Regions from separate parts of the Mus musculus genome. Here region 1 is linked to region 2. The links are chromatin loops, found by intact Hi-C in ENCODE. Cell type or tissue: left cerebral cortex. All regions are shown on one strand. Links, peaks and the distances in the headings refer to the core of each region. The heading gives the core; the rest is flanking DNA. Region 1 holds the start of Akap12 (A kinase (PRKA) anchor protein (gravin) 12). Region 2 overlaps Akap12 (A kinase (PRKA) anchor protein (gravin) 12).

Region 1 (12,520 bases), core at 1,987-9,986, 65 kb after region 2:
ACAAACAAACAACAAAGAATGGCCTATCATCCTCAGCTACCCCAGGCCCAACACAAAATCTACAACTTCCTTTGTGTTGATTGTCCTAAAATTCACAGGGTTGAAAGAGTTTCTACAGAGCTCCTCCACCAGGCCCAAAGGATCAGAACAAAGTGGGGTGACTTGCTAAAGTTCCAGGCCACCAAGCTGGAACCAAATTGTTTATCTGACCTTTCAGATATCAAAAGATGAAAAGTTAGGTAATGGCCAAGCCCAGCTATGTGTGACTAGAGTCATCACACAAGAATCTGAGGTAAGAGGACTGCCTGTTTTGAGCCTGGGTTACATTAAGAGACCCTGCCTAAAAAACAAACAAACAAATGAATAAAAGTTTGGGCTGTATAAATGAGTTCCCTATGCATTAATCTTTACAAGATGAGTAACTTTTGTCTCTGGTTTCCTTAGCCATCTCTTTGCTACAAAGTCAACCTCAAGTCATCTCATCCAGACAACTATTCCATTTTATAAAAGGGTTCTAGGTAGAGGCCTGTGAGAGCAGAGCACAGCCCTGCATGCCTGGAACCCCAGTTGCTGAGAGCTGAGACAGGAGAGTGACTCCAGCCCAGGCAAGAGTGAGAACTGTGCTTCACAGACACTGGAAGACTGATGGTTTTTCGAGACAGGGTTTCTCTGTGTAGCCCTGGCTGTCCTGGAACTCACTCTGTTGACCAGGCTGGCCTCGAACTCAGAAATCCGCCTGCCTCTGCCTCCCAAGTTCTGGGATCAAAGGCGTGTGCCTCCATGCCCAGCTCTGATTAAACTTTTTTTTTTAAAGATTTTATTTATTATTATACATAAGTATATTGTATGTCTTCAGACACGCCAGAAGAGGGTGTCAGATTTTGTTATGGGTGGTTGTGAGCCACCATGTGGTTGCTGGGATTTGAACTCAGGACCTTCGGAAGAGCAGTCGGTGTTCTTACCCGCTGAGCTATCTTGCCAGCCCCCTGATTAAACTTTTAAACTGGATAAATGTACATTTGTATATTTCAAAAGTGGATCTGCGCAAAGCCAAAAGAGGAAAAGTTCAAAACCAGCCTGGGCTACAGTTCCAGGTTAGCCTGGGACATAGAGTACAACAACTTATAGTCCCCAAGGCTCAGCCTTTCCGTTTTATAAGAGGTCCCGGATTCTGGAGACTCAGTCTTCCAACTGCTGGAATGAAGCCCTGGGGGCAGGGTGCTGGGGACCTAGCGTAGCCTCTCAGTCCTAGCAGCCCAAGGGGAGGTGTTGGGTTTTGTCTCTGATGTAGTGAAAGAACAGCACCTTCTATAATAGGGACAATCTATTGGCATATAGGTAACCACGCAGGCAAAACCATCACTTTACTCAGGAGTAGAGGAAGGTTGAATCTGATGTTCAAGGACAGGATCCTCAACACATTGAGTTTGGGGCCAGCCTGGACTACATGAGACACACATTTACCAAAAACAAACAAACAAACAACAACAACAACAAAACCATGTCATTAATAAAGATGACTTTCATTACTTTAAATTCTAGACCATTCAGGGTAAAGACAGATGACTTGGGCCTTAAAAGCCTGTTTTATTATTCTACTTCAATTTCTCAGACACAGTAGCTCAGGGTAGTCATTTTAGAATAATGGCACCCACAATATCTGTCTCACCACAGACACACCCTTTAAAACACTGGCTCAAGGAGCTGGAGAGATGGCTGAGCGACTAAGAGCACGTGTTGCTCTTGCAGAGGACCTGGGTTCAGTTCCCAACACCCATCTGGTGGCTCACAGCCATTTGTAATTCCAGTGCCAAGAGATCTAATGCCCTCTTCTGACCTCTGGCAACACCAGATGTGACAACTGTGGTGTATATAGATATATATATGGGCAAATCACTTGCCCATATGTACATTAGAATAAATTATATGTTAGTGACTCATAACTCCTGCAGTCAAATAGAAGCACGTCCTGAAAGACTTGACAAGGGTCTCCAGCTCCCTACCTCCTGGGGACACTAGCCTCACCTAGCTTTCGGTAGCCCTGTTGTTTTCAGCTTTGGACTCACTGAGGAGGAGAAAACATAGAAAGGTTAATTCAGGGCTGCCAAGAAGGCACAGAATGTGAGGTGCTTGTGGCCTAACCAGATGACATGAGTTCAATGTTCAGGCCCCACATGGTAAGAGGAGACAACTCCTATACTTGTTCTCTGACCTCCAGGTATGTATATGCATGTGTGCACATGCACATGCACACACACACACACACACACACACACACACACACACATACAAATATGTAATCATTTATTTAAAAATAAAGGTTGGGGGACTGGAGAGATGGCTCAGCAGTTAAGAGTGCTGGCTGCTCCTCCAGGTTCTGAGTTCAATTCTCAGCACCCATGTGGTGGCCCATCTGTAATGAGATCTGATGCCCTCTTCTGGCACGCAGGCATACATGCAGGTAGAGCACTGCACACATAATTAATTAATTAATTAATTCAGAGGCATTCTGATTGCTAAACTTGGTCAGCATGTTGGCTGCAGAAACCAAGATTTACCAGAGCAACGGAAGTCTATTAGTCATTGGTCACCCATGGTCTGTCAGCAACTGAATGAAAATAAACCTGCAGAGACCAGAGATTATAGACACACAATTGAGAAAAAGAGAAGCCAATCTTACTGTCCCCAGGAGCAGTCTTAAACCAGGAACTAGGGAAATAACACAGGAAGCCATTTCCCCTTACAATTTGCATATGAAGAATAACTATAGGACTTCTAGTTTTACTGAAGTACAACATAGATAAAACCTAGGCTGGGGCATTTAAATGTTATAACTCTTGGGCTGAGTCTGCAAAAGTCCGGCTTGCTCTGGCAAGGCCCTGGGTTCAATCCTAGGCAAGAGGAGGAGGAGGAGGAGGAGGAAGAAACAGAAGATCAGCTTTAGTTCCCAGAGGCTGGAGAGATGACTCAGAGGCTAAGAGCACTGGCAGAGGACCAGAGGGATCCCAGAACCCACCGCAGGGAACCCACATCTAGCTTCCACCGGCATGAATGCTGGAGGGTGAACACACAATTTTAATTTAAAACAAACAAAAAAGCTTACCTCTTATGTGACCTCATGACAGAGTTCAACAGAAGAGTTGCTTTGGGGCACTCTTAGAAATAACGGCTAACTAAAGTCAGCAGAACGAGGGGCTCAGGACTGTAGCCCAGCATCCTGCCCAAAACTCTAGGTTCACGTTCTAGCATCCAAAAAAATAAGTAAATAAAAATTTGGACAGTATAGAGATGCCATGATGTTAATACATATAACATGTATTTCAGGAAAAAAAAATTAAACTGAATAGAATGGTGGATCCTAACTGTAATTTCAGTCTTCAGAAGATCACCAAGGGTTTGAGGCCACCCTAGGTTTAATAGTGAGTTTGAGGCCAGCCTGGGCTAATGAGTTGATTTCTTGTCTAAAAAACCAAAACAGCAAAAACCCCAAGCCAACTGATGTACCAAATATGTAGCATCTGATATAAATATTTGAATATATATATATATATATATACATATATATATATATATATATGTAAGGATCCTAGCACTCGGGAGGCACAGGCAGGTGGATTTCTGAGTTCCAGCCCAGCCTGGTCTACAAAGTGAGTTCCAGGACAGCCAGGGCTATACAGAGAAACCCTGTCTTGAAAAACCAACAAAACAAAACAAAACAAGGATAAAAGTCTTTAATGATCAATTCTATAATAAGAAGGAAAAAAGGATATCATTCTATCTAAAGACGGAAAACTGTCGGGCAATGGTGGCACATGCCTTTAATGCCAGCACTTGGGAAGCAGAAGCAGGCAAATTTCTGAGTTCGAGGCCAGTCTGGTCTACAAAGTGAGTTCCAGGACAGCCAGGGCTACACAGAGAAACCCTGTCTCAAGAAAAACACAAAAATAAAAAATAAAAAAATAAAAAAAGAGGGGAAAAACTATATACTACATAGCAAACCTCCTCAAAATGTCTACAGATCCATCAAGATTATATATTCATGATGTAATCCATAAGTAACTCTGTGAATGTTTCATCTGACCCCACCCCCCAATAGGGGGTGTGTGTTCATGTAGCCTAGATTGAATCAGCTTCAAAATCACAGTGGTCCTCAGACTCCTGAATGCTGGGATTGCAAATGCAAGTCTCCACACCCAGCCAGACCTCTCTCTTTCTAAAGAGCAAACAGGTCTTCAAATCTGATTTTCCTCCTAAATCATTTGCTCAATCTACTAAGTACTAGAGAGACTGTCATTATCTGATACACAAAACGAATCCTCATGAGGTTAAAAGTGAAGCCGGAGAAGGGGACAGCTGGCATTCACCAATGAGATCCCAAGGGCCAGGACCACCACTTCTTCCATCAGCTCTTGCCAAGTTCCTGATGTTTCGCGCCATGCACCTTGCCTCACACAGGGGACAGTTTGTCAGGAAATCGGGTAAGCCCTTCGCCTTGTGGAGCATGGTAGTTAAAAAGCCCCTAAGTCCACAAAGGTAGAAACTGCGGATAGGGGACAAGGGGCTAAGGAGACGAGAGTGATGGAAGCCTCTAAGGTCAGGCATTGGAACTTAAGATAGGCCGGGCGTGGTGGAAAGAGTAAGAGAGGACTTAGAGGTGCTGAATCATTCTTAATTCTGAGATCCTACTGAAAAGTCTTAGGTCTTCAACCCTAGGTAACCTGTGGGTGGAAGGAAGTAACATACACGTATGTGTGCAGCAAGCACGTGCATGTGGATCGATCCATCTTCAAATTGATAACTGGGAAGCGGGCCAACAAATTAATGGTGTCACCAAGTCATCTTTTAAAAGAGACTGCTTGGATGTTTCAAGATGGCGGTTGATGGCGAGGGGGAGGGGGGATGCAGGCTACGGGATGGCGTGGAAGGAAGAAAAGAAAGGTTCATAACTTACTGTAAACAGATAATAAACCTTGACGTCATATAAAAACCAAAGTTAAAAAAAAAGTCTCCTGACTGCAGATTTTTAGCAATTATATCTTAAAATGACTATATTTCCAAACTGGAGCTATGTTGATGGTGATCGCCAGCAAAGCAAGGTGAGGGGCAGTGAGGTGATGAGTCAGCAGATACAGGTGCCTGCTGTGCAAAGCCAGCAGCATGAGTTCCAGCCCCACAACCCACATAAAGGCGGAGGGAGAAAACTAACCGCACAGAGCTGTCCTCTGACCCCCACGCACGCGTGCCAAGGAACAGTTGCCCTGACCACCACCTGCCCAATGTACCCACAAACTAAGCACTAAGGGCAGGTGTACTCAAAGAAGTTTCCAAAGAGTGTTACACGGAGTATTAAAATGTAAATGAGGCATCCAAAAGATGGAGACTGACTGGATGGCAGAAGTCTCTCAGAAGACCTGCGCATCTGAGGCAGTGAGGACTTTGGACTTTATAAGTGGTGATGAGTTAAACACTGGAGGCAGGAACTGTTAAGAGAGGCCACCCAGCCTACATTATACTAGGCAACATAAAGAGCTCAAAGCCATCAGGTCCCACCTCTGTTAGATTTACCTGGAACTCAGTGTTTTATTCTCACACAAAGATGTTTCCACTTCCTGACCCATTTCTAAAGGTCCTCGCTGCTCTCTATCACCAAATTCTGAAATTGGTTGGTTTTTCCTTTAAGTTGTTTGGTTGTTCAACACGTTTCTGTAAAACTATCTTAAATCCACCCGAGCGAACTCTTGCTCACAAACACGTGCTGGAAAACAGCCAACAGGCAATGTTGCCATCCGGGCGTGGCTATGAAATCATTTGAGAGGCTGAGGCAGGAGGACTGCCACTAGTTGGGCTAGCTAGTGAGTTCCAAACCAGCCCTGGGCTACAGAGTGAGACCCAGTCTTAAAACAAGTAAGCAAATTAATTAATTAACAACCCTAAACAATAACAAAACAAAAGGAACAGAAGTAAAATACAATAATGAGAGCAAGACACAAAGGTAAAGGCTGTGATGGGCAGGGCAGGGTCAAATATTCCAGTCTCAAACTAAGCATCCCTATAAAATGCAGTATATCTAGAGCTTTACAGTGGACTCGACAGAAAGAGTGCAAGGAACGCTTACTTAAGCCTTTTCCTACATCCGTGCAGAACTTCTAACTCCAATGTTTGTTTATCCAACTGAGTCCACAGGCAGTAAACTGTGAGAAAGGGAGACAGGACTCCAGGAGCTTTGCCTATCCCTCCATTCGTGCTTCTGCTCCGGTTCTCTCTGTCTGGAAGAGAGCTACATGCATGGCTCTCTGCATTAGCTAGGCGGTGTCCCAGGCGCTGCCGCAGGACTCTGGGTACCAGACCTGGTGGCCCGGGTGGAAGCTGGTATCAAGGCCAACACTGGGCGGGGAACCTAGAACCTAGGTTTGCCCTGCTTCAAAGCAGGTCCCGACTTCCCCACTCTGGGACCTGGGATCTAGGGGTGTGTAAAGTGGCTTAAGAAGCCTGGCCGTGGTCAATTCTTACGGATGCCCCACCGGCCATCCCCCAGGCTGCCAGCCCACCGGAAGAGAGAAGAAAGACTAGAGAACGGCGGTCAGGGCAGATATGATGGTTGCAGAAGGGCTGGCTAGGTCGCCGCCCTTAGAGACCCTCCACAAAGATGCCAGCCCCGCCCCGGTGCAAAAGACCCCAGAGACTGCACAGGGCTGCGCTCGAGTTTGCAGATGGGCTGTACCGGCGGGAAGTTGTGGCAGGCGGAAACCGCCGGGACGCCCCATCTCCATCCCGCCCCACCCGGGCAGGTGGCTGCAGCTTACCTTGGTGGCGGGGTCCGCGTCAGCGGGATCTCCAGCTGCTCCCGACGCTTCCGCTGCGGGCCCATGGCCACTGAGCTCCAGCTCGCTCGGCGTGTCGCTCTCCGCCGGCTGCTCGGGGCTCCGCTGCTCGGTGGAACTGCCTGCACCCATGGCTCAGTGGCTTTCCTACTCTCGCCGGCTAGCCGTCTTCCTGGGACCGCGGAGAAGCAGAGGGGCGAGGAGATGTGCGCCCAGGACCACAGGGACTAAGGGGTGAGGAGCACCCGCTCTCCACGATCCTGCTGAGAACACACCCGGACTGAGAATGAAGGGGACGCGCTCGTGGCAAACTCCTTAAAAGAAAAAAAAAAAAAAAAAGCCACCTCGTAGCCTCCTCCCCCCTCCTTGTTTTTCCCTCCCTTCATCACATGAGCACAGCCCAGACACGCCTTGCAGCATCTCCCCCTAGGCTGCTAGGACCAGAGGCTCCGACACCAGGCCCCCAGCAGCCCACCCCGCCCCCAGGGCTTCTCGGGTCATTAAAGGGGGACGAGGGGTTTGGGGTCTGTCCCAGGGCTGCAGAAGGTTCAGGAGCAGCAAAGAAGGGGGCGGGGGCAAAAGCTTTGTTTTTTTAATGTAATGATTGATAACCCAAGGTTGGATCTTCTGCAGACTAAGGATTTACATTTGACCAGGCGGGAACCCAAATCCCCATTTGCTTTTCTTCAGGTTGGGTTTGACTTTAAGCATTTGTTTCTAGCTTTCTCTCCTTCAGCCGGAGAAAGGAAGCCCTCCTGGGCTGCTCCTGAGCCTGGCCATATTAGGGCGGCTCACGTGGCAGGAGCTGGGAAACCCAGAGGTTGATGCAGTCAGGCCACCGCTGAGGTGGGCCCAGCGTCCCCATGATCCCAGCCAGTGATGTCAGCTGATGCCATCAACAGAACTCGCCGCCCTCTTTCCCCGGGGAACGCGCGGGGAAATGAAGCTGTTACTGGAAATGTGCCTGTCCTTTGAGCGTCTGATGCTGAAGGTTACACATCCAGGCCATTCGTCTCTCTCCCGACGCTTAAACACCACATTGGCTTAGGTCTGCTTAGTCGCCATCGGCATTATCAAAACACGAAGATTTCTCTCGTACTAGCAAAGAAAGGGCCTGTCTGTTTTCTTCCTCCACTTGATTAAATACTCATTGTATTAACATGGCAGCCAATAAGTCTTAAATTGAAATTTTGTTAGATTACCCGTCACTAAGCATTAAAATGCTAGGGGGAAAAGATGAAATGATGTCAGGTGAGCCCGGTGCCATGATTCGTGTCTGAAATCCTGATGCTTCAGTGGCTGAAGTTGGAGGGTTAGCTTGAGCCTGAGGCCTGCATGGGGTAGGTAGTGAGTGAGTTTCAGCCAAGTCTGAGAGCCACAAAGCGAGGCTCTGTGGATGAGTGAAGGAATTAGTGATTTAAAATCAGTAAGAGCATTGAATCTAGATGCCAGATAAATATCTTGTCCCTAGATTTGATACAGGTTACTTGAGTATCAATGAAAACATTAATTTAGCTAATAACACTTGGTCCTTATTCATGGTCATTTAAGTGTTTATTGGGAACAACTCGGTTTTTCAGGATAAAATTTGGTTTCTCCACTTATTTCGGAAGGCCAGTTTCTTTGGGGTTCATTCATTTAGAAACAGACTTTCAAGTTGCTTTTAGTTATTTGTAAGTGTGTCACCTATCTCAATTTGTCTTGTTTGTTGAGAAAGAATTTCTCACAATCTAGTTCAGGCTAGCCATAAGTGTTGTAGCCAAGTCTCTGGAGGGAAGACAGTATAGACTTGTGAGACTGAGACCACACCCTACTTCAATTTAATTTTTGAATATTTAGAGAACATTAGCATCTCCCCTCCCCCACCCCTTACAGTGCTGAGGGGTGGGGGATGGAACCCAAGGCCTTGTGCACTCTGAGACAAACACTCTAGCTTTGAACCATGTCTCTGGCCCAAACTTGAAAGTTCTCATTTTGTATCAGGTACTATTCAAAAAACAAAACAAAGAACAAAAAAACATTGCGTATATCATCGTATGTAATCCTTATAACAACCCAATGGCATACAGATTACCAATAGAGAAAGGGAAGGGGATTAACCAAAGAAGGCAAATTTTTGTGTATCCAAGGATTCATAGTCGGTAGATGGATATGAGGGAGGGATCCAGTGAGCATGTGACTTTAAGGTCCACCCTAGTCCTTCCTCAGGATGGTAGGAACTTAAAAACGCTGCTGAAACAGCCTGGGTGTGGCTTTGATGCAGAGCCTAGGATTAAGGGCATTGAGTTCTATCCCCACAGCAAAAGCAGGGGAGAACAATAAAGTCAGCACATTTGAAAATAGAGGAGGAGGCACTGTTTGTCCCACCGATTTGATACAAATAGTATCAACGTTCCCCCATTTTGTGAGATTGTATTATTCAAGTTCCTGGGAAATTCTTCACAAAGCTTTTCACATCCACTAGCCTTGAAATGTTCAGAAAGATTGCAAGGTCAAAGATTTCCAGCTAGCAGTATCCAGTCTAGGGCTGAGGAAGGCCTTGCCTGGGCCTGCTTGGAGCACAAGCTGTTTCCCTTATGCTTATTGTCCAGGCTATAAAAATGTGTGTTTTCTTACTTTTGAAAATTAAAATCGAGGGGATGAAGAATTGGGCCAGTCAGGTGGTGCAGGAGTCCACAGGACATGAATTCAGATCCCCAGATCATGACATCTAGTGAGGTGGGCTTGTGACCCGCAGTCCCAGCAAGGAGAATGGAGAAACTGGGGGATCCTTGAAGCACCTTGGCCAGCCTGGACAAATCAGTGAGAGACCATGTTTAAAACAAAAACAGCCAGGTGTGGTGGCACATGTCTTTAATCCCAGCACTCGGGAGGCAGAGACAGGCAGATTTCTGAGTTCCAGGCCAGCCTGGTCTACAAAGTGAGTTCCAGGATAGCCAGGGCTATACAGAGAAACCCTGTCTCGAAAAACCAAAAAAAAAAAAAAAAAAAAAAAAAAAAAAAAAAAAAAAAAAAAAGAAAAGAAAAGAAAAGAAAAGAAAAAGAACCAATCATCCAAAACACCTGGAGAACAAATGAGAAAGGCACCTGCATAGACCTCTGGCCCTACATGGCCGCACATGGCCCCATGTGCATGTGCACTCACACACACACACACACACACACACACACACACACACACCACACACCACACTTAACACTCAATAAAATAAGGAAAACACAAAACAGCTAGATCAGGTGGCACACCCCTGTAATCCAAGCACTTGTGAGACTGAGACAGATTGTGAGTTCAAGGCCAGCATAAACTACATAGGGAATCCCTGGTTTAAAGAAAAAACAAAACAAAACAACCCAACAAGACAAAACTTAAAAAGTAAGATTGTATTTTAAGGGACCAGGTGGGCTGGTGAGATGGCTCAGCGGGTATGAGCACTGACTGCTCTTCCGAAGGTCCTGAGTTCAAATCCCAGCAACCACATGGTGGCTCCCAACCACTCATAATGAGATCTGACGCCCTCTTCTAATGCATTGGAAAACAGCTACAGTGTACTTACATATAATAATAAATGTTAAAAAAAAAAAAAGGGACCAGGTGTTTGGTTTATGATCCCAGGACCTGGGCTGAAGTGCATATTTAACATCTCCAGGTTCTGCCAGCATCCCTCAGCATTCCCACCTGTCATACCTTGCCCCCAACTCTGAACTTTCCAGCCCAGGGGCTGGATTGCCCTTCCCCCCAGAGGCTCCTCCCTACATTATTCAGGCATTTTGTTCCCACAGATCCCCTTCTCATGCCCCCTTCTACCCTCACCTGAGTCAGTCCACACTTTTTTTGTTTTGTTTTTTTGTTTTGTTTTCTTTCCTTTGTTGTTTTGTTTTGTTTTGTTTTGTTTTTCCAAGACAGGGTTTCTCTGTGTAGCCCTGGTTATCCTGGAACTCACTTTGTAGACCAGGCTGGCCCGGAACTCAGAAATCTGCCTGCCTCTGCCTCCCGAGTGCTGGGATTAAAGACATGCGCCACCACTGCAGGGCCAGTCCACACTTTTATTTCTCTCTCTTACTCCCTCTCCTTTCCCTTCCCAAATACCTTCAAGGATACTGGTACAGTAAACAGGCTCAGCCAGGCTTGGTGGCACATACCTATAATTTTAGCACCAGGCAGCCTGATGCAGGAGGATTCCCACGAACCCAAGGTTAGCCTGGGCCACATAGTAAGTTTGGGGTTAGTTTGGGTTACATAACAAAACCTCAGAGTTAGGGGGGTTTTGTTTGTTTGTTTGTTTTAAGGCAGGATTTCTCTGTGTAGTCCTGGAACTCTCCCTCTTGTAGACCAGGCTGGCCTTGAACTCAAAGGGGTCTGTCTGCCTCTGTCCCCGGAGTGCAGGGATTAAAGGTACACAGCAGCACTACCCAGTTAGAGAGTTTGCCTTCACTGGTTGCTCTGGGTTTTTCCAGGTTAGCTCAGGCTAGCCTGGGACCTTTATGGGACACGACCTAGAATTTCTGTTCCTCTTGCCTATTTAGGGCATACATGAATCACTATGCTCAGTTTGGTTTTTTGTTTTTTATTCAGTGCTAGTAGAATACTTGTTTTGTTTTGTTTTGTTTTGTTTTTCGAGACAGGGTTTCTTTGTGTCACACTGTCTCTCCTGGAACTCTGTAGACCAGGCTGCTCTCGAACTTACAGCGATCAGCCTGCCTCTACCTCCTGAGTGCAAGGATAAAAGTTATGTGCCACCACCACTCAGCAGGTAGAATACTCTCGTATCTTAGGGTTTCATGCGCGCTAGGCAGGCCCTTTAACAAAGTGTGCAGCATCCCCAGCCCCCAATACACATTTATCACGTGCCTATCCTATGTGAAACAGAGGTGCTACTATGCTGCCCACCCAACACTAAGATGCAAGTCTACAAGGTCTCCTTGTGTTGGGTTTTGTTAATATCTGAAGATTTGCTGTCTTGTCCTTTGTGGTGGAACAGTAAGGCAGCTGGCCCTGGTTTCCACCCCTCCCTCAGAGGCGTCAGTTACAGATTCTGTCTAGCAGGCCCAGGCAGCACAGGGTACAGGGCGCAGGTGTCCTCCCCGACACTCTCCCATGGGACAGTCAGAGACTAAGATGTTTCCCCGAGAGGGTTAATTCTCTCATCAAAAACAGTTTGAGATCACTCAAAAACAAATGCACGTTGCAGGAAGAGCAGGCTGAACTTGTCCTTAAGTTTACTTCTTCAGAAATTCTGGTCACATGACATTTAAAAGACAATGTTGAATGCTGCCTGAACACCTTGTGTGTGCACTCACAATTTTAAAGGAGGTACAGGCCGAACGAAGAAGCTTGAAGCACTCAGTACCATTGCGCTATTCAATAGGGTGGCAGGCTGAGCGCAGTAAACAAGAATACATTGCATAGCTTAAAATAGAGGAAAATGTGAATGTACTCACCATAAAGAAATGATAAGACGTAAATTTTAGTTTTAAACATGGTCTCAAGACTGGGGCTGTAGCTCAGCACTTGCCTTGTAAATTCAATTCTTAGGACTGCTGAAGGAGCAGAGGGGGAGGGGAAGGAGAGAGAGGGAGGGAGGAAGTGAGCATTGCCTCTTGTAGCCCACACTGGTCTCCAACTCGCCATATCTAAGGCTGGCCCTGTCTCACCTTCCTGCTTCTATCACCCAAATGCTGGTGACACAGGGGTGCTGTAT
Region 2 (12,520 bases), core at 2,716-10,715:
CGAGCTCCTGGAGTCTTTCCAGAATTCTCTGCATTCTGAACCCACCCCTTATATCAAAACACGCCCAGCTCAACTCTGCTCGTCCTGGCGCTCATCAGCCATGAACCCGCCAGGCAGAAAAGCTGCTTAGCGGGGCTTAACACCGAAATGTAAAAGGACCAGCCAGGTGACACCATTACTATGCGGCTCTTTGGCCACCGTGATGCAAGGGTGCCCTGATAGCATCATCTATGCCTTCAGAAAGAGATCCTCTATGAGGTACTCTGAAGCTAGGCGTGGGTAACTTCCTTTTATGACATGAGGAAGCTCACCACTCAGGGTTCTCCCAATTGTTGGAAACAAACAGTGGAGGCCACCAAGCACCAAAAATACTGAGTCAACGGCCGCAGAGACCAGCGCAGCACCTCAACTCTCTGGACTACTGTTCTGTCCTCATCACAAACCGGAACCAACACTGACACCGATCCCAGCCATGTGCAGCATATTGCTCCCCCACCAATAATTTGCATAGAAAAGTACATTATAAGCTCTCTACAGTATGCACAAATGCTTCTGTGGCTTAGGTTTTGTTTTGTTTAATTAAAAAAAATGTAAATCTCACTGGCTCTTGTCCCCCCCCCCCCCCTTCAAGGACACCACTGGCTCTTCCCCTCTCTCTCCATTTTTTCAAAAAAAGACACACTTTGTAGCCCAGGCTAGCCTCAAACCAGAGTTAATCCTCTGCCTCCGTTTCCCAGTGCTGCTGGATGTATAGGAGTGAGCCTCCACACTTGTATCCCCAATTACTCTGCAAGATAAAGAATGATGTTAACTATCAGTTAACCTGAAAAAAAAGTGCGTGAATGAATGAAAATAGAAAAAAATGCCTTAAAAATTTATTTTTAATTATGTTATATGTGGATGTTAGTGTATAGGAGTGCACATGAATGCAGGTGTCCCACAAGGACCGGAACAGAGGAGTATCAGGAGACTCCCTGGAGCTGAGGTTAAGTTAAAGTCACCCGTGAGCCACCTGATGTGGGTGCTGGGATCACACCTCAGGTCCTGCTCATAACCGCTGATCCATCTCTCCAGCTCTGAAAGATACTTTCTCTTAACTCAAAAAAGTAGTTCTGGCAAGTTAAGTATGCATAATCTCTCTCGTGCACACATGCACGCACGCACGCATGCAGGAACACACCCTAGTAATAAATAAGATGCAAGTAAGTAGTGACTCTGGATTGGCACAGGTGGGAGAGTGCCCCTGCCTGGTGTACATGAAAGCCCGGTGCCATCCCTAGCACTGCACAAACTGGATGTGGTAGCAGTGTCCTGTAAGCCCAGCACTGGGAAGGAGACACAGGAGGACCAGAAATGGAAGGCACGGAAAGGGTGATCCTTGCCTAAGTAGGGAGTTTGAAACAGCTTAGGCTAGGTGAGACCCTGTCCTTTGCTGTCACAGCACCACTGTGCATCAGGGAAGGAGCCACTTTCTCACAATCATGTCGCCAACAACTATTTTCTAGTTTCTATGCCCAGTTAATGCTAATGGAGGCCCAGAATGACGTTGCCACGTGCTGTGGGGCAATCCCTCAGATCCTAACTCAGCGTGTACGGCCTAAACCTCATATCTCATATGTCTGTGTGAGCTGGAAGAGAGGCGATAGAAAATGTCTTTAAGATTTCTCCTGCTTTTAGAACTAAAAACATGGGGCTGGAGAGATGGCTCAGTGGCTAGGAGCACTGACTGCTCTTCCAGAGGTCCTGAGTTCAATTCCCAGAAACCACATGGTGGCTCACAACCATCTGCAACGGGATCCTATGCCCCCTTCTGGTGTGACAGTGTACCCACATACATAAAATAAGTAAAGAAATTTTTAAAAAGGGAAGAAAGAAAGGAAGAAAAACAACAGAGTTCCACGTAGTTGCTATACACACTCCATCATCTTGCCTGCATTTAAGAAGTGAGAGCACCAGGCTCCTTCTCCAATGCTACAAAAACTCTCTTCCCTTTTATTTAAACAAGCAGTTTAGAAGCCTTCACTGCTTTTAAGATTCTGAACAACTGTCTGTCTGAGTCAGGGTTAGTCTGTGTAGCCTTGGCTAAGTGGTTCTAGAATTAGCTTTATACATCAGGCTGGCCTCAAACTCAGAGATCTGCCTGCCTGCCTTGGCCTCCTGAGTGCTGGGATGGAAGGGTCACATCACCACGCCCAGCTCTGACCTACTCCTCTTACCCCCCCACCCCCCACAGGGTTTCTCTATATAGCTGTGGCTGTCCTGGAACTCACTTTGTAGACCAGGCTGGCCTTGAACTCAGAAATCCACCTGCCTCTGCTTCCCAAGTGCTGGGATGGGCATGCGCCACCACACCTGGCTCTGACCAACTTCTTAATGGCTACTAAGAATACATCTTCCTTAATCAGTTAACTTACAAAAAAAAACAAAAAACAAAAAACAAAAACAAAAAAAAACCTCAAAAAACCAAAAAATCAAAAGCATAAACACAAAGACACCGAGATTCTCTTTGAAGAAGCTGCTTGCCCTGTAGCTGCCCAGTTCTTTTCTGTTTCTCCCTAGTTTATCTTTTTTTTTTTTTTTTTTTTTTTTTTTTTGAGATGAGGTATCATTAATCCCAGCCAGGCTTTGAATTCCTGATTCTCCTTCCAGATTCAGGCATGCTAGCAAACATTTTACCAACTGAGCTATACCTCCAACCCCTTGCCATTAAAGATTTGTGCTCTTTCTTTCTTTCTTTCATTATTCTTTCATTATTTCCTCCTTTCTTTTGAGGCAGAGTTACTCCATGTCACACCAGGCTTCCTACACCTCTCTATTATAGACCAGACTGGTCTTGAACCCATGGAGCGCAGCTAGCCTCCTCCCCGAGTGCTGAATCCTGCACCAGCACGTCTAGTCTCTTGTGCAGTTTCTGATTACTGGCAAAAAGTATAAAACCAGGCAACACTGTCCATATGCACAGTGTGAAGTATAATCTAGAAAGCCATAGATCCAACCACTTAATAGTACCTTAAAAACTGAACGGTTCTTCTAAATACTCTGCCTGTGGCTCCACTGGGATTACCCGCTGGAACCCCCTCCTTCCCACAAGAAACTGAGCACGAGACAAATTAATAAAAAATGGAATACACAACACCTTATACACACACACACACAAAAAAAATGCCAGGAGAGAGGGAGATCTCAGAGGACCCATTCAAAGTGTTGTTCATCCATCCATCCATCCATGCAGACACCCTGACTCGGGCTGGAGAGAGGGTGCAGCAGTTAAGAGAATAAGAGAATAGACAACTCTTTCTGAGGCCAGAAGTTCAGTTCCCAACTAAAACTATAAGCTGTAACTATAGGCTCTAGGGGAATCCAACATCTCTGACTCTGGAGGGCACCTGTACTCATACACGGACTGACTGGCACACACATATACACATTATCACAAACAAATCTTAAAGAAAACACCTAATGAACTTGGAAGAAGAATGCTATTCATTTTTTTAAAACGTCTTTAATTTGTAGGTTTCATAAATGTCCACCCTGGCCAGCAGTAGAAAGACTAGAGACATGACAGATGGGACAGACTATGAAAGAGCCCTCGGCATAAACAAGCTAAACTATAGGAAGTGAGAGATATTTTTAGCTCTGCTAAACTTTTGAAGTCATTTAAAATTCCACAGGGAGACACGGCTTTGGGGGGAAGAGTCACACAGAGAAAAAATATGGAAGCCCTGGAAAGTCTACGCCCCACTTTGAGACAACAGATTTGGCAGCATTCATCTTAAATATTTAAATCGGAGCCACTTTTGTAAATGTAAGTTAGCAAGTGGAGTTTAATTTTCTAAGAGCGTAAACGGGAAAGTGAGCGTAAACACGCACTCTCCTATATAGCCAGTCTCAGACTATCTATCAAACGCCAAGTTAGTGGATTTGCAAATGCATTCTGAACGCCTGGCGTAGACTGCCCACTTCTAGAAGTTGGCATAACATTACAACTCACACAAGTAGAGTCCTAGAAAACAAGCATGGGAAAAATAATTATTTTCACTACCTTTTTTTTTTTTTTTTTTTTTTTTTTTACTAATACTTAAATGGCATTTCTTCCCTTAGGTTTAGTAACTATGTATTATGTATTAGTATTATGGCTAATACTAACCACGTATGACAGAACTAAACTAAAATATTAGCCTGATACACGACTTCACTCAACGTTCTTATTTAATGAGCTCTAGGAAGCACTGAACGCTTACAATTTCTCAGACATAGGAACTTTTAAAATTAGACTAGGGCAGGTTATCCACAGTGAATCTGATGCTGATTCAACTCGCTAGCTGCTGTGGCTTCTCTCAACAGCACAGCCCCCACTTCTCTAAGGGGACCGGATAAGGCTCCCAACCAGATGCATTGTCCCGTGAGCGCTTCCAGGAAGATTTTGGTTTAAATAAAAATAAAATGTGCGGTTCATTGGTTTCCGAGGGGCTATGGAATGCTCTCCATATTCAATTATCTCTCCCTACACCGGTGAAAGTGTAGGGAGAGATAATTGAAAGCTAATAAAATTCCAGCCACACGGCTCACCTCTTGAGACTCTTCTTCCAGAGTCACATCAGCAGGAAGAAGAGTCACCAGTCTTACCTGTGATGGTAATAGTCCCCAGCATATTTAGTTACAGTTTTCGGCCTCTTACGGCAGGAAGTCTCCTTCTCCTCTGTCTACTCCCGGCTAACCAGTGAGATGAAAAGGAATGCAGTCCTCAGAGCATCAAGGAAGCTCTCCAGCCCTGGAGGTGCAGCAATGCGCACTGGAGAAGCGCTTCTCTGGCTAATTATAGGACGGCCCCGCCCACGCCGTAGGCCCCGCCCACAGCCAGCCAGCCCACACCTCTGTCCGGACTTGGCTGCACCACCCGGGGAAGTCACGTGCCCCATTTTACAGGGCTGGTCTCTGTGCCTGGTCTGTCGCGACCCAGGAGAAAGTTTTAAGTCTCTGGGGTGAGCCAGACCCCGAGCATCAATATTTGATCCAAGCGGTGACTTCATCCCTGGCACCGACTCCTGCATCTCAAACTTTTAAAATTATGTAAAGGCAATAACTGCACAGATATTAAATTCTCCGATTTTTAACGCCATTTTTAAAGGTGGATGAGGTGCAAAGCGGCATTTCCTTTTTAAAGCCCATAGTATGTTGCCAACCGTTTCCTACACTCCGGTCAGCGTAAAGACCCACAACTCTCTGCGATCCCAGGCCTTTTGCAAAGGGTTGTCACAAAGCGAACTATCTTTAGCATTTAACCGAGACAACTTTCTAAAAAGCAGAAATATCTGACCTTTGGGTCTCTCTACTTTTCGTGGTAGAAATGAGCTAAACATTGGGTTGAAACTTCACCAACACTCTCCTCCTGTTACAAGCGTATAGCAAATAAAACAGCTGCATTAAAAATCCAGGCAGCCCAATATTTCTTTTCTGTTAATCTTGAGATTGTTTCTCTACAAAGACACAAGTAATAAATGAGCTGGATCTTCAGTTAGGATAGGTCCAACTGGCCTGTTGGAGCGAACCACCTCTCCCCACCCCAAAATAAAAGGTTATATTATTGCTCTTCTCGTCAGACTTGAAGGCCTTGTTCATGACTACTTAGGGAACTGGAGCGGGGAGATCGGTGCGGGAAAAAGAGTAGACAGAGACAAGCGACATAAAAAGGGGATTAAAAAAATTTTTTTTGAAAGAAAGATTTCAGACATCCACGATGGTTGCTGCTTCTTGCCACCAGGAGGCACAATGCACCACATTCCAGCCCAGAAAGAGCGAAAAAGGGACAACTCCTGGGCAATCAGACAATGGTTACACATATCAGCATTACAAAGATCCAGAAAGGCTTCCCAGCCAACGCCCAACCTGGCTTTGAGTCTCGGCAAGCCAGGCAATGGGTCTTATCCTGGTTGGTTAAGATCTGGGAGCAGACATTTGCCCTCTGCATTCCCAATAGGTGGGGTTTCAGACAACCCAGACATCTCTCTTCCCACCATCTATTCCCTGTGTGTAGATCATGGATAAGAAGCCCTATATGCAGGGTCAGTGGTCCACATTAAACTAGACACTTCCCCCACAGTGTCCCAGGATCCCTGAAGGCCCAGGGAACTAAGAATACAGAACCACTTCCCAGTATTCAGTTGTAGACAGCACATGGCAGTCACCCCACTCCTCTGTGGATTCGGGTTTACATAACTGCATCACCAACACCTTCCCTTCTGACCCCAAATTCTAACAACAGCGACGCCACTTTGATAGCTAAGGGGAAAATTCACCAGATACAAAGCAGACAAAACACTCTTTTAAGAAAAGGCTAAGTAAGGCAAGATCTTTGCTTTCATAACACAGGTGACAATACACTCCTCAAATGAGGTTCAAAGTGAGGCAGCTAAGGCTCAAAGACAGCACAATGGATGCTGTGCTAGAGGCTGACCCTCCCAGCACACAGTTATCTGGAATCACTACCTCCCTGTGTAATGAAGAACAGGGAGTATATATAGCCGTGACCATCAGCAAGTTCCTCTGGGGCTGGCCTTAAAATGGAAAACCATCAATCAGGACAGAGGCAGAAGGAAAGGTCAGACAGAGGGGTCACTGCAAGGGCAGGCACCGTTCCCTTGACATTACTCCTTTCCACTCGCGTGAAAGGAGACGTTTTAGAGCCAGGCATCACCACCTAAAACAAAGATGACAGAATATATGCCCATCACTTGGCGGAAGATTGCTAGGGGGTGTTTTCTTAAATCTGCATGATCTAGTCAATAAATATTTGCCAAGGTCATGCTCCACTTTTGTTGTGCTGAAATCCACTGGGCGCTAATCAGATATTATGGCCTTAGGATACTTAGTTGAGAGTGGCAACCCCTGGGGATACAAGGATAGAGCTAGCCTAAGAGAAGAATAGGGACTCCCTAATGTTGAATACAAAGAAGCAGCATCCTGGGGCAATGTCTGGAAAGAGTGATTTGGGAACTCAGGGGTGGGCTCCTCATAGCTACTGTTACTTACAGTTCATGTTCATGTTCAGAGGCCCAAGACAGCAAAGGAGAGCTAGAGATGCTAACCAGAAATGCTAGTTAACAAGGAAAGATTTCTACGGACATCTTAAGAACTTTGTAATAACACAGTCTCAGCAAGGAAAGCAGACAGCCAGGAATGGTGTACTTGTGTAATTCCATCACTGTGGACAGAAGGCTAGCCTCAGCTACATAATGACTTTGAGGCCAGCCTGGGCTACATGAGTCTCTCCCAAAAAATAAAAATTACAGTAACAGGACAAACAATCTGAGTACAGCATATAACTTCTTTAAGATATACAGAGATGCACATAACAGCACACACCTGTAATAGCAGCACTTAGGTAATAGAGGAAGATCAGGAGTTCAAGGCTACCCTCAGGCCAGCTAAACTATTGGACCACATTTCAAATAAGCAAAGAAAGAAAGAAACAGACAAGAGATGCAAATGTGGGGCTAGCGGGATGGTAGCTGAGTCATTAAAAGAGGATGTTGTTCTTGCATCCAGCACCCATCTTTTTTCTCTGCTCCCCCCCCCCCACACACACAGGGTTTCTCTGTCTAGCCCTGGCTGTCCTGGAACTCACTTTGTAGACCAGGCTGGCCTCGAACTCAGAGATCCACCTGCCTCTGCCTCTCAAGTGCCACCACTGCCCGTCAAAAAATAACTCTGTCTTTTTTATTTTATTTTATTTTATTTTATTTTCATTTTTATTTTGTTTTTTTGAGACAGGGCTGTGTAGCCCTGGTTGTCCTGGAACTCACTATGTAGACCAGGCTGGCCTCGAACTGAGAGATCTGCCTTCCAGCACCTATCTTAGGTGGCTTACAACCATAACTATAACAACCGTAACTCCAGTTCCAGGGGATCTGATATCCTCTTCTGTACTTTGGAGGAAACGCACACTTACATATGCACATATCCACAAATATACACATAGTTTGAAAAGAGGGGGTTGTTGAGATAGCTCAGGGGTTAAGAATACTGGCTGTTCTTTGGAAGGACCAAGGTTCAATTCCAGAACCTAGATGGTGGCTCATGACCACCTGTAACTCCAGACTCATCTTAGAGCCTCCTCTGGCAATGCAACCACAGATATACATTAAGATAAAGACACACATAAAATGAAAGTCAAGAAAATCTCGACAAGCAGTGGTGGCACATACCTTTTTTTTTTTTTTTTTTTTTTTAATCCCAGTGCTTGGAGGGGCAGAGGCAGGCAGTTCGAGGCCAGCCTGGTCTGCAGAGTGAGTTCCAGGACAGCCAGGGCTACACAGAGAAACCCTGTTTCAAAAAACAAACAACAACAAACAAACAAAAAACCTCAGAAGAAAAGGTTTTTGTTCATTTCTTTTCTTTTGTTGAGACAGGGTTTCTTCTGTGTAGCCCTAGCTGCCCTGGAACTTGCTCTGTAGACCAGCTGGCCTTGAACTCAGAGATCCACATGTCTTTGCCTCCTGAGTGCTGGAATTAAAGCACGGCTGGGCAAAAGAAAAGTTGTTGTTGTTGTTGTTGTTTAATTAAAATAAATCTTTGAGATAAATGTTAATAAACCAATGAGAAGATGTTCAACATCATTATCCATTATAAATATGTAAATTAAAACCACTTCACACACCCCCAGGATGCTAATAGCCAAATGACAACAATAACCATGAAGAAGCTGTTGCTGGTAGAAAGGGAAACTGATGTGAAAAGTGCCTGGGACTTCTCCAAAGCCTAACACAGCTGCCGGATGACCCAGCAACAAATATGCACCCAAGAGCATGAGAACACACAATCAGAGGAGAACCTGGACCATTCGTACTGACGTTAGGAACAAAGTGTAAAGCTGTGTCTTTAAAAACAACTTTAGTGTGCCCACCAACTAACAACAGGCTGAAACAAGTATAGTGGGTCTTACACTGTAGTAAGTGGTTCTGTGTAAGGAAATAGCAGTGATTAAAATGGAGTTTGTGGGGGCTGGACCCAGGTTCAGTTCTCACACCCTATGAGGCTGTGCACAACTGTCTATAACTTCAGTTCCAGAGGACCTGATAAATGTCCTCTGAAGACATCAGGCACGCGCATGTATACACACGTGCACACGCGCGCGCGCGCGCGCACACACACACACACACACACACACACACACAGAGGTATATATGCAGACCAAACACCCATACACATAGAAGAAAACTTAAAAATCTCAACCCCAATCCACAAAAAGCTAAGATAATAACATTTTGTCACAATGGGGAAAAAATGACACACAGACATAGCACAGCTAAAGAAAACCAGAGAGAGGGGAGGCGGATCACACATGGAAAGGGAAGGCTTCCCCTAAGCCTGTGACTCACTGAGAGATCTCGGTCTGGGGGCAGTCAGTCCCTGCTAGTATCAACTGTGGACGTTGTGGTCTAGGGCACACTGCTGTTTGGGAGCAGAAAAGGGTTGCCAAGATCCTTTGGGGTACAGGGCTATTATTACCTGGTGGCTGAGCATCTGTGGCCTCCATGCGTAATGTGCACAGTCTTGCACAATGCACACTGCAAGGGACCACCAACAACTGCAAGGTGAATACACACTGACTTCCTACCACTTTGGGTTTGCTGGTTTCCTGCTTGTCTGTTCTGACATACCAGGCTGGCCTTGAATTCCTTATTTTCCCATCTCCCAAGTGCAGAAATGAACACACATGTACAACTATATCTGGCTGTCTGTATGTTTTTGTTTTGTTTTGAGACAGGGTCTTACTGTGTGTATAGCCCAGGTTAGCCTCAAATCTCAACTTTCCTGTTTTGGCTCCCTCCATGCTAAGATTACAGATATGGGAGTCCCCATGCCCTGCTCTCAACAGTAAACTTTAAACCACTCCTGGATTACTTCCAACACCCAATAGAATGCAAACCATCCCAGGGTAACAGTAGCCATTCTGGATTGCTGGATGTCTGTACCTTCAGAGTATCCCAGCCAAACATGTTTGCAAGGATGGACAGACAGACAGACAGACACAAACACACACACACACACACACACATACACACACACACACACACACACGATTGTTCAGAGGCTAGCTGATCCTATGGTTGACTGATTAAGTGTGGAATCTGCAGTTCCAGAGGATGTACTATGTATACCTAATATCAGACTGGATCTCTCTGGGTAGCCCTGGCTGTCCTGAACTCAGAGATCTGCCTGTCTCTACTTCTCAAGCACAAGGATTAAAGGCTATACTGAATATCTGAAGGGATACTGACAAGTTATCGACAGGATAGCTGGTTCTACTGGGCTCTGAGTCTCTGCCCTAAGGAGCAAGAGCACTAGCTAATTGAATTTTATGGTCCAGATGCATTGGATATGTTAACACAGATATGGTTACTTAAGTTTTAAAAATCCAAATAAATAATCTGGAGAGCATGAAATTTTAAAACACTTCAAAAGCGTAGAGGAAAATGGAAAAAAAAAACCAATCTGAAGGAGGGCTGGACGATGGGCTGACAGCTGAGAGTGCCTACTGCTCCCTCTGAGGACCCAGGCTTCACTGCCAGCTCCCATATCAGACAGCTAACTAGACACCTGTAGCTTGCACAGACCTGTTTGTCTCTGCCTCCTGAATGCTGGGATTAAAGGTGGGAGCCAACCCCATACCTATTTCTTTAGAGTGAAAGCGGAGAGTGAATATTTTGATGGAGTCCCAAATGCTATGTAACATGTGTGTTTTTAGAAATTGTTTGTTTAGTGGGATATTGTGTGCTTTGTATGGGTTTGTGTATGTGTGTGCACCTACCTGTGTGTGTGTAGGTCAGAGGTCAGTGTCTGCTGTCTTCACTGTTCTCTACCTTGTTTCTGAGACAATGACCTCGGAGCCTGTCATTTCAGCTAGACCTCAGGATCTGTCTGTTTCTACCCTCCCAGTGCTGGGATTATAGACAAGAGCCATGAGAGCCAGCTTTTATGTCGGGGCTGGAGATCCTCACTGTGCTTCTCGCAGAGCAAGCACGGGACAATGGGAGCCATTGTCCCTACCCATTGTCCTCAAGTCTTAATCAAGAGGAGTGGGGAGGAGGGATAATCTGAAGCTACAGACTCAAAAGAAATAATAGTGATTACATACATGGCACTCACTGATTCTCTGTGACAGCAATAAGAATGAGAGCCCCAAACCACACAATAGCCAGCCTCAAACCTTCAAGTAACCACGTTGGAAAACACAAAGGAAAAAGCTGAGGATTTGCCATATATACATACATACATACATACATACATACATACATATATATATATATACACACACATACATACAATACACACACACATATGCATGCTTAGTCATCAGGGAGTAGAACTATTTGAGAAGGACTAGGAGGTGTGGCTTTACTGGAGTGGGTGTGGCCTTGCTAGAGGAAGTGTGACAGTAGGAGTGGGCTTGGTGTTTTCAAAAGCCTGGATAGTTTCACACATCCTGCCCAGTATTTCTCTCCCTCCCCCTCTCTGTCTTCAGATCAGGATGTAACTATAAGCTACTGCTCCAGCACCAGGAGTGCCACCATGGCCCCTCCATGCTCCTGCCATGTCAATAAAGGACTAATCCTCTGAACCTGTAAGCGAGCGCCCGCCCAGTTAAATGATTTCTTTATAATAGTTGGTTGACCATGCTGTCTCTGCACAGCAATAGAGCAGTGACTGAGACAAGTGGACAATGAACTTCCCCAGGTGAGCTGTCTGCATTTCTAGCTGACAGGTTATCAAGTGGAAATGGATCCTGGAGATTGTTTTCTGTGAGCTTCGGGAGGCTGAAGTCTCCAGGAAGCACACAGGGGATGTCTGGATAAGGGCAGGTTGGACAGCAGTGTATCCATCATGCTGACCCTGATGGAATCTCAATGTGTCTGAACGGAAATTATCTCAGCGAGGGGAAACTCAGAGCCAAGATTTGACAGTCATGATGAAGTGATACACTTCTTTAAAAGTTCATTCACTGACTATCTCAGTTGGCTTGGGCAATGACACAAAGCACCACAAACCTGGCACACAGCTCCCGGACACCCAGGGCTCATTCTCATCACTCTGAAGGCCAGAGGTCTGCAGTTAGCATTCTGTCATGGTGAGGACCTGGTGAGGTTGGACACTCTTGACTGATTTTGGGGATATTTTGTTTGTGTTTGTACTAGGGATTGCTTAGGGCCTAGTGCATTCTAGCCAAGTGTCCTGAAAAGTCACCTCTAGGAGTTGGCAAGATGGCTCAGGGGGTAAAAAAAAAAAAAAAAGGAACTCCCTGCCAAGGCTGATGACTTTAGTTAGATCCCTGTACCCCACTTGGTGGAGAGACCTGACTGCTATAAATTGCTCCAGAGAAAGAGGCAGGGGGTGGAGGGAGAGAGGGGAGAGAGGCTAAATGTAATAACAATAACTTTTTTTTTTAATTGCCATATCTGGGGCTGGAAAAATGGCTCAGCAGTTAAGAGCATTAGCTGCTCTTGCAGAGGACCTGGGTTAG

Evidence for each region. Hi-C counts contacts between places; a loop is a spot of excess contacts. Peaks named below come from ENCODE experiments on the same cell type or tissue, not always from the same donor. Only the 100,000 strongest peaks of a DNase experiment are listed, where the experiment ranks them.
Region 1: a loop joins it to region 2, with 2.3 times the contacts of the local background. A loop is called at or near these places in 6 of 42 quality-filtered maps.

What each region holds. Positions count from the first base shown.
Region 1 is chr10:4,260,952-4,273,471 of GRCm38, reverse strand. Akap12 (A kinase (PRKA) anchor protein (gravin) 12) reads right to left here and starts at 7,143. Exons shown (of 4, transcript NM_031185.3): 1 at 6,804-7,143. The coding sequence starts at 6,953. In left cerebral cortex, for the core only: CTCF peaks have their summits at 2,450 (motif pointing left) and 6,329; DNase peaks (open chromatin) are centred at 5,804, 6,360, 7,045 and 7,705; H3K4me3 peaks cover 2,065 bases; H3K27ac peaks cover 1,110 bases.
Region 2 is chr10:4,326,816-4,339,335 of GRCm38, reverse strand. All of the region lies in intron 2 of Akap12 (A kinase (PRKA) anchor protein (gravin) 12), which reads right to left. Among named protein-coding and RNA genes, the nearest start is that of Gm40592, 22 kb to the right of the region's middle. In left cerebral cortex, for the core only: a CTCF peak has its summit at 5,755 (motif pointing right); DNase peaks (open chromatin) are centred at 4,847, 5,770 and 9,379; H3K4me3 peaks cover 2,030 bases; H3K27ac peaks cover 774 bases.